Regions from separate parts of the Homo sapiens genome. Here region 1 is linked to region 2. The links are chromatin contacts, found by Hi-C or POLR2A ChIA-PET in ENCODE. All regions are on one chromosome and are shown on one strand. The core of a region is the stretch at or near the end of the contact, and the rest is flanking DNA. Distances in the headings are between cores, read along the strand shown. Region 1 holds the start of FOXP1-AS1 (FOXP1 antisense RNA 1). Region 2 overlaps FOXP1 (forkhead box P1).

Evidence for each region. A loop is a pair of places that touch in the nucleus more often than their neighbours do. ChIA-PET counts read pairs that join two places held with the same protein, here RNA polymerase II (POLR2A). Pooled maps may share reads with other maps.
Region 1: a loop to region 2 is called in a pooled map, with 2.3 times the contacts of the local background. The contact joins the promoter of FOXP1-AS1 here to the enhancer-like site in region 2. A Hi-C loop is called at or near these places in 1 of 50 pooled maps. POLR2A ChIA-PET finds 5 or more read pairs at or near these places in 3 of 52 experiments (B cell, WTC11 and activated naive CD4-positive, alpha-beta T cell).

Annotation. Positions count from the first base shown.
Region 1 is chr3:71,285,999-71,291,993 of GRCh38, reverse strand. FOXP1-AS1 (FOXP1 antisense RNA 1) reads right to left here and starts at 2,236. Exons shown (of 5, transcript NR_126463.1): 1 at 2,023-2,236. All of the region lies in intron 5 of FOXP1 (forkhead box P1), which reads left to right.
Region 2 is chr3:71,397,089-71,402,838 of GRCh38, reverse strand. The region is part of intron 3 of FOXP1 (forkhead box P1); the gene reads left to right. Among named protein-coding and RNA genes, the nearest start is that of FOXP1-AS1, 110 kb to the right of the region's middle. RefSeq lists an enhancer at 3,181-5,163. Within about 2 kb of position 4,483, at least 4 of the 41 ENCODE cell types and tissues checked have a DNase peak (open chromatin) inside an H3K27ac peak, as active enhancers do; they include B cell, where a contact is called at or near this core.

The DNA of each region.
Region 1 (5,995 bases), core at 987-3,486, 110 kb after region 2:
GTCGCTCAGGCCTGTAATCCCAGCACTTTGGGAGGCCGAGGCAGGCAGATCACGAGGTCAAGAGATCAAAATCATCCTGGCCAACATGGTGAAACCCCATCTCTACTAAAAATACAAAAATTAGCTGGGCATGGTGGCGCACACCTGTAGTCCCAGCTACGTGGGAGGCTAAGGCAGGAAAATCACTTGAACCCGGGAGGCAGAGGTTGCAGTGAGCCAAGATCACACCACTGCACTCCAGCCTGGTGTGAGACTCCATCTCAAAAAAAAAAAAAAAAAAATACAGAATAAGCATACAATACAGTAAAATAAAAAAATCAGAATATGTCACATGTGGTAAGGATTTTATGTGTATGCAGTAAAACTTCTGAAACATATGAGTACTGTCTTTGCAATGTAAAGTAGTTCTTTCTGCAGGTTGGATTTATTCCCTCATCTGTTTATTCACACATCTTTATTAAATGCCTGCTGTATGCCAGGCATTGTGCTTGACCTCCCCTGTCCAGTGTGGGAGCCACTAGCTACCTGGAGCTGCTGAACACTTGAAATGTGATTAGCCCAAACTTGGATGTGCAGTGTAAAATCTACAAAGTATTTCAAAGCCTTTGTATGGAAAAAAGAACATGAAATATTTGATAATTTTTCTTCATCGATTACATGTTGAAATGATCGTTTTGGATACATTAGGTTAAATAAAATATTAAAATTAATTTCAGCTGTTTCTTGTTACTTCTGAAAAGCGTCACAGTTACTTATGTGGCAGCCATTGTATTTCTATTAGACAGTGTTGCTGGATATAGCAGTGGACAGCACAGCCACCAAGCCCTCTGCTCATTGGTTTAGAGGGAGTGGACAACCAGCGAAGCGTGATAAACAAGGGCGTGGTGATAGATACTGTAGAGAAAATATAAAAGGATAAGGGAGGTCACATTGTCAGAGGGAAGGGTTGCTGTGTAAATAGGGTGGTGGGTGGTCAGGGTAAGTCCATGTAAGGTGAGCAGAGATGTAGCCTATTCTAAAGAGAGCAAGTCAGCCAGTATGGCCGAAGCAGTGTCCTTAAGGGAAGAGTACAGGTTGAGTATCTGTTATCTGACATGCTTGGGACCAGAAATATTTCTGATTTGGGATCTTTCAGATTTTATAATATATGCATTACCAGCTAAGCATCCTTAACCCCAAAATCCCAAATCTGAAATGCTCCTGTGAGCATTTCCTTTGAGTGTTGTATCTGTGCTCAAAAAGTTTTGGATTTCGGAGCACTTTTGATTGCAGAATATTGGATTAAGGCTACTCAAGTTGTAGTAAGAGACAACATAACAGTGTAACAGGGCCAGACTGAGTAGGGCATTAGGGCTTTTTATATTCTTATTGGGGAGCCATTGAGGGGCTTTGAGGTAGAGCAAGATCTCACTCATGCTTTTTAAATGGATCGCTCTGGGAGCTGTTTTGAAAATAGACTTTGGGTGGATGAGGTCATAGGCAGGGAGACCTGTCAGGAGGCCACTAGAATAATCCCAGTGAGATATGATGATGGCCAGGATCACAATGGCAGGGGAGGTGCTGAGAAGTTGTTGAATTTGGAATTTATTTAAACATTGAGCCAAAGGATTTCCTAGTGAAATTGATGGGGAGTTTGAAAAAGTTGCATCACAGAAGACTCTTAAGATTTTTGTCTTGAATGACGGGATATAATCAATAGGATTCACTGATGGATTGCTTATGGGCAGAAACAGAGGAGTCAGAAGACAAATGCTTTCTGTTCTAAGGAACTGATAGAAGGTGGTGCTCCCATCACTAAAATACAGCAAGACAGTGGGTGGGGCAGTTTTGGAGGTAGGGGAGGTAAGCAAGGGAGACCAGGAATGTAGTTGTAGATATGGGAGGTTTGAGCTATGCACCCAGACTAAGATGCCAAGTGGGCATTTGGATATGTAGTCCTGGAAATGTCCTAGCTTGGTCTATAAATTCAGGATTTATAAGCATGTAAGTGATACCTAAAGGCATAAACTTGACTGAACTCACCAAGGAAGCAGTGGTATAGAAGAAGAAAAGAAGAGTTCCAGGATCTGGGTTCTGACTCTGGGAGGCTGAGGTGGGAGGATCTCTTGAGACCAGGAGTTTGAGATCAACCTGGGCAACATAGTGAGACTCTTATCTCTACATTAAAAAAAACAAAAATTAGCTGGGCATGGTGGCGTGTGCCTGTAGTCCCAGCTACACTTGGGAGGCTGAGGCAGGAGGATTGTTCAAGCCCAGGAGCTTGGGGCCACAGTGAGCCACAGTTGCATCACAATACTCTAGCCTGAGGGACAGAGTGAGACTCTGTCTCAAAAAAGTAAAATAAAAATAAAAAGCCAACACCATTAAAAGTTTTAGTCATAGAATATTGAGAACAGGAAAGATCAGAGATGGGATGAAAACTCTGAGATTGTGAACCAGAAAGTCATCAAGGTAAGTGTTTAAAGTAGGAAACAAAGCTGAGCATGGGGGCTCACACCTGTAGTTCCAGCTACTCAGGAGGCTGAGGCAGGAGGATTGCTTCAGTCCAGGAGTTTGAGGCTATAGTGTGCTATGATCCTGCCTGTGAATAACCACTTCACTCCAGCCTGGGTGACAGACTATAGTGACTCTGTCTCTAGATAAAAAACAAAATTAGGCTGGGCACAGTGGCTCATGACTGTAATACCAGCACTTTGGGAGGCCAAGGCAGGCGGATCATGAGGTCAGGAGTTCAAGATCAGCCTGGCCAACATGGGGAAACCCTGTCTCTACTAAACATACAAAAACTAGCTCGGCATGGTGGCTCATTCCTGTAATCTCAGCTACTCAGGAGGCTGAGGCAGGAGAATTGCTTGAACTGGGACCCGGGAGACGGAGGTTGCAGTGAACCAAGATCGCACCACTGCACTCCAGCGTGGGCTACAGAGAGAGACTCCATCTCAAAAAATAAATAAATAAATAAATAAATAAATAAGAAGAGAGTTGTGAGCCATATCAAATTCTGCCAAGTGGTCAAAAAAGATGATGACAAAGAACTGACCATTGGATTTGTCAATATGGAAGTCATTGATGACCTTAGTAAGAGTTAGTTGTGTTTGAATCTCACTCCTATCATATTTACTGGCTTTATATAACTAGCAGTCTGCTGGCTGGCTGAACTTACATGGTTTGTATTATTTTTCCAGGAATAGTAATTGTTCAGCATTCTTGTTTGTTACAGTTACCACATTTTCCCCCACCCCTTGCACTCATTTTTGTGAAGTTTGGGTCATAGTACAACCTGTGAGCAGTGAAAAAGGAATCCTGGGCATTTTGTCCCTCTTGACCCGTTCTCTAATCTGATGGTTTGGAGATTTGCAGTTTAAATAAAAGGCATAGAGGAAAGTGGGATGTGTTTATAGCCCTAACTTAGAATATGTCGATTGTAATCATCTGAAGTATATCACAGATTGGTGTGGTTAACATAGTCTCTAGATTAGTAAAATACTAGTTTGAGCCTGAGCCACGTCTGTCTATCACCTTTACCTTTTACTAATATAGGTAGTCTTTGATGGGTTCATCTGCCTTTCAGATTACCTAAGAGCATCACAGATTCTAGCTTTCTCAAAACTTGTGAAACACAGTTGAACATTTTCAAGATTTCTTGGCCAGTCGCAAATCCTCAAGCATCCAGGAAATGGTAGGTTAATTACAAAAACACACATTATCTCTATATGGATGCTAAATACTGTTAAGATGGTGTTGGATGAAGGAAGGACAGTTTCTCTTTGTGGATAATTTTAAATGCACTTACGAAACAAAAAATAAAGGAAGCGGCCTTGCGTGGTGGCTCACACCTGTAATCCCAGCACTTTGGGAGGCCGAGACGGGCAGATCATCTGAGCTCAGGAGTTCGAGACCAGCCTGACCAACATGGAGAAACCCCGTCTCTACTAAAAATACAAAATTAGCCGGGCGTGGTGGCGCATGCCTGTAATCCCAGCTACTCAGGAGGCTGAGGCAGGAGAATCGCTTGAACCCGGGAGGCAGAGGTTGCGGTGAGCCAAGATCGTGCCATTGCACTCCAGCCTGGGCAACAGGAGCAAAACTCTGTCTCAAAATATATATATATGAAGAAGAAGTAGTGAGAAAAATTTCATTGGTAACCTTATTTAAACAGTTCAACATTGTAACTAAATCCTAATGTTATTGTTTTTATTTTATTTTTATTTTTTGGGATGAAGTCTCGTTCTGTCACCCAGGCTGGAATGCAGTGGCACGACCTCAGCTCACTGCAACCTCCACCTCCCAGGTTCAAGTGATTCTCCTGCCTCAACCTCCTGAGTAGCTGGGATTACAGATTCCCGCCACCAAGCCCAGCTAATTTTCGTATTTTTAGTAGAGACAGGGTTTCGCCATGTTTGTCAGGCTGGTCTCAAACTGCTGATCTCAAGTGATCTGCCCCTCTCAGCCTCCCAAAGAGCTGGGATTACAGGCGTGAGCCACAGCGCTTGGCCCTATTACTATTATTATTATTATTTTGAGACAGGGTCTCGCTCTTTCGCCCAGGCTGGAGTGCAGTGGTGCAGTCTCGGCTGACTGCATTCTCTTGCCTCCCAGGCTCAGGTGATCCTCTCCCCTCAGCCTCAATGAGTAGCTGGTACCACAGGCACATGCCACCACGCCTGGCTGATCTTTGTATGTTTTTAGAGACAGGGTTTCGCCATTTTCCCCAGGCTGGTCTTAAACTCCTGGGATGAGGGGATCCACCCACCTCGGCCTCCCAAAGTTCCGAAGTTCACACCTGTAATCCCACCTTGCCTGGCTATTTCTTATATATGGCATATTTAAAAACATTTGTCTATATATACTTTTACTGTATGTACTCTTTTTGTTTCCTGCTTTTATCATTAAACGATCTTAAGTGTTTTCCCAAGTTATTACTTAATATATCTACATCTTATTTTTAAAGCTACGTTCATTACTACCACTGTTGTGTTTTCTATACCTGCAACTGGTGGGTCTTTAGATTCCTTCCAGTTATTTGTGATTGTAACTACGTCTGTGTTGGACATCTCGAGATAACTCAGTCTCTTGAGTGAGTTTCATAAAAGATGTTGTGATTTTAGATAATCACCTAGTTTCTCCCTCTACTTTTAAATAATATTCAAATGAATTCCAGGCACATAAAATCATTGCTTGGCTCTGCGTACATGTGTTTTCTGTGATAGCATGAGGTAGAGTTTGTATCAACTTTGATGACAACATTTCTAGACATTAAGTTGGTAGGCAGTTTTTTGTTTTGTTTTGTTTTGTTTCTGATTTGAATTCTCCCTCGATATTTTCCCACTTCCCCAACTTGATTTGCAGCTTGTTAGATAAGGAACTTTGTATCTTTCAAAGGAGAGCCATTTATACTTTCATTGTTTAATTTATCCCAAATATCAGTCATTCTCTTGTCCCAGCACATGCCATTAATATAAATTTGTTTATAGTTGCAAATTTTGCTTTGGTTGGGTTTCATTCAGATTAACTCTGTAAAATTAAAAAAGTTACAGCTTTTAGAGTATGAAATTTAAGTTCTCTTCTTTGCTATACCTCAGTGATATAGTTACTAATTGATTAAGCAATAAGTAGTTACTGAGTTTCTATGAGGCTCCCTGTGTTTAAAATTGAGCTGTGTGCTGGCGGGCGGGGCGGGGGTGGCGGGGGACACTCTACATGGTGGTAGATATCCCATCTAATTCTAAAATCCCCAAATGGCCAATCAATGAAGTACAGTCATGTGCCACACAAGGATGTTTTGGTCAACGATGGTTTGCATATATGACTGTGGTCCCATAAAATTATAATGGAGCATACCTGATACATAGCACTTGGTATTGTCATTGCAGATAAAGTAGGAGAAGTGACTGACATTAGGTAACAGTGCTGGGACATACGGTTTTCCATATGAAAATATATAAGTAAAAATATACATACTATCTGGGTTTAAGTACACTCTTATGTTGGCACA
Region 2 (5,750 bases), core at 3,234-5,733:
GTCCTATTTGCTTTTAGATATATTTAAAACAAATAAAACATTTCAGCAACACCTAAGATCTCTTATAACTTTTCCCCTTCCCACTTCTCAGCAGCACATTCCATCAGGAGCTTGGGGTACCCGTTCCATTCCATTTATATACACTTATGTACACAGGTAGCCTTTTCTGAGAGTGTGTATTTAGTTTACAAGTTTAGTATCAAACTATATTGTATCCTAACTACTTCATGCTGAATTTATTCAGGCACGATTTTGAAAAAGGTATCATGTTGACATGTATAGATCTCACTTACCCTGCTAGAAATGTACAAAGTATTCTGTCATTTGTCAATGAATTGTGCTTATTCATTCCACAGATAACAGACATTTATGATTTGATTGATTGAGACAGGGTCTCATTTTTTCGCCCAGGCTGGAGTGCAGTGGCGCAAACATGGTTTACTGCAGTCTCAACCTTCCAGGCTCAAGCGATCCTCCCACTTCAGCCCCCCAAGTAGCTGGGACTACAGGCATGCACCACCATGGCTGGCTAATTTTTGTATCTTTAGTAGAGATGGGGTTTTGCCATGTTGCCCAGGCTGGTCTCAAACTTCTGTGCTCAAGTGATCCACCTGCCTCAGCCTCCCAAAGTGCTGGGTTTGTGGGTGTGAGCCACCGCGCCCGGCCTGTGATTTTATTTTTAAAGCAATAAACATCTTTGGCATGCATGAGAACTTCTTTAGAGTAAATACCTGGAAGTAGAATTAGGACAATAAACCGCACTCACTAAGGTTTCTTGATCCCCAGTTCAGAGCCTGCCACAACTCCAGTGAGGAAGATGTTTGTGTGCCATTCCGTCTCTCATGGCGTTTATAGCCTGGTGAGGAGTAGGATAGGGGTGGGGATAGGGGTGAGGGATAACTCCACGTACAGAATAACTGTTTCCCAGCTGGACTGAATTGGTGCTCCAGGGAGGAAGTAACGGCTGCCTGGGCCCCGGTGTCTTGTAACAGACAGATTCAAATTTGTGTTGTGTCCATTCACTTTGTCTGTTTGAAGAGAGATATCCCGCTTCATTGATTGAATGGGGAGAGCCTCGTCTTTAGTTGCAGGTTGTAACAAGATTTAGCGAAGGAAGGTATCAACCAATTAGTGCAGCACTAGAGCAGAGACAGTTCCAGATGCCCAGCAAAGGTTGTCTTGCATACAGACCTGTTCATGTGCTCTCTCCCGCATCCCTTTTAAGAGGCTAACAGAAACCCAGAGAGGAATGTTGGAAGCCAAATAAAAATAGCATTAAAAACAAGGAAAATGTAAGAATAAAAGAGAGGAAGGATTTCTGAGTGAATGAGGCTTTCAGCTGCTGCCTCTCATCCTGAATTGTGATATGTAGATCTGTCTCTTGCTTAGCCTGACAGCTTCTGGGGACAACACGAATTTTTCAGTCGGTGTGAGAAATGCCCCATCCACACCAATTGATACCCTCCCCTGGCAGCTGCCTCTCTCTCTCTCTTTTATCATTCCTCTTGATCCGTCATCCAGAGAATGCTAGAAGGCATGAGAATGTAAGTTCCAAATAGGAGTTGGTGCCTGTTTTCTATCTTGGTTTATTTTCAAAACCCTTTTTGAACTTTTGAACTGTTGGTACCCAGGGGGCAATGTGCAGGGGAGTTGATAAATAAAGATAATGTTGATGTAAGTACAGTTTCTTTCATATGTAACTAGAGAAGCATGTGAGTTTTCAGATAAGCTTTTCTTAGAAAAAATAAAATTTTAAATGTCAAAGTTTTTTGAGTGGGGGTGGAGGAGACTCCCGTACGGAAGGACTCGTCTTAGACAAGAGACAGACTGATGAAGAGAAAAGCAAACTGACAGCATGTAGGTAAATTTGACTGAAGATCCTTCTGTTTTTATGAGACGTAGACTTCCCTCCTCCTTATGTGTTCTCCTGAAGCCTCTGTTTATTATTGGGGTATTACTTTCTTTGTCTGAAATAGTCATTTTCTAATTCTTCCTCAAAAAAATTGCAGGGGGGTTCTACATCTAACACAATGTAGGTCATTGATCTGGGAGATTGTTCTCTTTTAAAAACAAAAATGATGGGGAAAAAATTCAGCTTCTTTTACTTCCCAAGCATCTTTTGAAAATGTGAGGTTCTGTATTCAGATGAAAGTCCACACAAAGCATTAATTACACATAAATTGGCTGGCCGTGGTGGCTCAGGCATTGATCCCAGAACTTTGGGAGGCCGAGGTGGGTGGACCACTTGAGGCCAGGATTGCAAGACCAGCCTGGCCAACATGGTGAAACACCATCTCTACTAAACATACAAAAATTAGCCAGGCATGGTGGCTCGTGCCTGTAATCCCAGCTACTCAGGAGGCTGAGGCACGAGAATCGATTGAACCCAGGAATTTGGAGGTTGCAGTGAGCCGAGATTGCACCACTGCACTCCAGCCTGGGCAACAGAACGAGACTCTGTCTCAAAAAAAAAAATCATACATAAATTAATAAAACAGAGAAGGTGTATGCCTTAGAAACACCCAATACACTAACTACCTGATTATCAGATTAAGTCCATGAAAAATTTGAAATAATTGGTTTCATTGCATTCATGCCAGCACTGGGTTGAATCAGCCAGGTAATGATATCAATAAGATTTACGTCAATATTATGGTGACATAAACATTTTTTACCTACTTGCCAAAATTTTTTTTTAATGGGTTCAGCCCCAAACCCTCCCAGGAAAACATACACTGCCAAGTGCGAGGTAAAAAATGAAAGTTTGTCACATGAAAAAATTTATGTATCTGGAAATAATGGTCATAATTATTAACACTGCATTAATTAGATTTGGCATTGGTGTTTTGAGTTTCAATTTTTTGTCTCTGGGTTTACATTTTAATTATCTTGGGATTCACAGATTGATGTGGAACATACTAGGCATTTGCTACATCGTTTTCAAATTAACAACTGGAGAAATTTTTAAATGATTCGTAGAGCCATTTGTAGAGTTTCATGGAAAGATTTCCCAGTAAAATGAAGGTTTGTAAGAGGTGCAGAGAGTGAAGTGGCTGACTGTAGTTATACATAAAATTGCCCCTGCTAATGTTTGACCACACTGCTTTTGGATTCATTTTACTTACATATTTCAGGTGTATGCCTTTCAAAGGTTGAGATGTGGTAAGAGGAAATTTCATCATGCTCCATCTCAGAAGGTTGTAGGTTATCAAAGGTTGCAAACCCCCTTTCCCTGCCCTGGTTGTCAGTAGTGCTTCCGTCTGGGTGAATGTTGGAACTATGTTCTGTGTGCAATCTGGGAGTTGATTTTTATCGACTTTAGTGAAATGCATAGGATTTTAGAACTTCAGGTATACCCAAATAGCTGCTTATTTTGAAACTTGCTTGAATTTCTTGTTTCTAAAATGTATGGTGGGAGATGGTGGAATAAAGGGTATTTTATACTTTCCTTAAGTGTAGTCACCTTTTCTTAAATTTCTGGTTTGTAGTTTTGTTTCTTCATGACTTGGGAGCTTTAGAGAATGTATCATACTGTGAAGTTGTTTGACTCCTTTAGAGATGTGTCTGAGTGTGTTTTGTGTGTATATACACACATACATATGTATACACCTAAACCTATGTACATACCTGTATATCTACACATATACACATATGTGTATGTACACACATAGACACACGTATGGTTGTTAAATTTCATAAACCCAAATAATTCAAGTTTCTTTCCTAACACAGAAAGTCACTTCTACGAACAGTTGAAAAATAAATATTATAATCAGCGAGGCATCACAAATAACTTTTATGTCTAAATCAAGCTATTAAATGCTTTTTTATTTTTAAGTAGATAGGGGAATAAAATAGCTGTATAGTTCATAAAGTGGTGTGCCATTACTGCCTGCTGTGCCCAAGAATTATGCCAGCTTTTTACACTCATGAAGTAAAAGCGGATTAGAACTGTGATCAATGTATTATCCTATATATCTTATTTTGCATTGTATTTCCTTTTTGAGCACCTTTGTAGACTAAATGGCTACTAATGACATAATTACAATTGTTTGTCACCACCATAATGCATGATTTCCTATCTCATCATGAAGATGTAAGTTAGATAAAGGAGGAGTTTTGGCAGGAAGACAAAGTGCAGTGATTTATTAAAGGCCAGATGTGGTTGTTAAAAGCTTTTCTACAGAAGGCACAATTGAGTGATGTGAAATGGGAGCAAAATCACTCTGCACCCCCAGCCCGTGGTTCTTGGTGTGAGTGACATAGTTGCTTCTGGAAGCATGACAAATGAGCCACATGTTTTATTGTTGTGTACAAATTTTATGTTGGAATTTAAACAGGGTGAAAAGGGTTCACATTAGCTTATACCAGCAAAGTAGGTGTTTAAAGGAAGCTAATGAGACTAAAGGGCTGGCGATGTTTTCAGCGTGCTTAGTGCTTCATAGCAAGAACTGAAATATCTTATGTTTCTGTCAAGTTTCAAAGAGGGAAAATCCCAGCACTGTTTTAAAAAAATGAGAGTGGTTAATATGAGAATTCAAAGAAATCAGAAGCAAGTGGAGACAAGATATTACTTAAGCACTGTTGACATACATATTGCACACATCGACTTGACATATATACAATCAGATTAGATAGATGCTTCTAAGGAAAGAGGCACAATTTCTGGTTTTAGCATTATTTGCACACACAAAGCTCTGTTAAAATAATGTTAAGACATTGGAGTGTTAGAAGCTATGAGTGGTACGAAGAGTGTTTTCAAGCTTTTGGAGGAGGATAAAAAAAGAAAATGGTTGTATCTTAAAAGCTATTCTGTGGACAGAAGGTAGTGATCTTTCTGGTTTTCCTTCCTTCCTCTCCCCTTCTCTCTCTTTCCCCACTCTCTCTGCTTCTTCCTTCTTTCCCTGTCTCTACCTTCTCCCTCCTTCCCTTGCATCCCTGTAAAATGTTATACGGAGAACAGTTAAACTGTAGGATTAGGTCTGTCTGTACAGCTTGGGACCTGGAATTATACTAGACATAGGAACTTTCCTGCCTTTTCCAGTGTAGATGGAGAAATTATTCTAAATGGTATAAGTTGAAGACTTCAAAGGTTTCTAGATTAACTCTGTGAAATCAGTGAGAGCTTTGGTGGGGTTTTCCTTCCTTGTCCTCTCAGCTGAAAATATGGGGTCCTCCTATTGTTTTCTCCCATAGTACTGCAGACTTGATAGCTCTTGTAGACTTGACCATACATTGTAATTATATGTCTATTTGTAAAATCATTTGTTTAACATTTATTTCCCAGTGTTCAGTCTGTAAGTTCCACAGAGGCAAAAACTGGCCCCAAGGCCCGTCGCATTGCCTGGCACATAATGTACATTTGGAAAGTATTTGTTGAACAATCCAAAGAACCGCAGGCAGCAATACCTACATTCAGGATATCACTTGGAAAAACTAGCAAAATCCATCCAGATAAAACGTTCCCAGATTATAAATGCTCATCCACATAATCTGTGGAGCAGTTCAGATGGCTCTTTTGCAACTTTCTTAAAGTTTGGAACTTTGGAATCCAGTTAGATCTCGTTCCTTCCGAATGGGTTTTTGCCTCCTAAGCTCTCTTCATGCAATTCCAGGGACTGCCACTTGATGGCTTAGACAATTTAAAATATAAAGTGGGAAAGGTACACGTGCTTCCAACCCTGCCTAGACTCTGCTGGTTCCATTTAAATGTGTATATATACACATATATATATATGTATATATATATA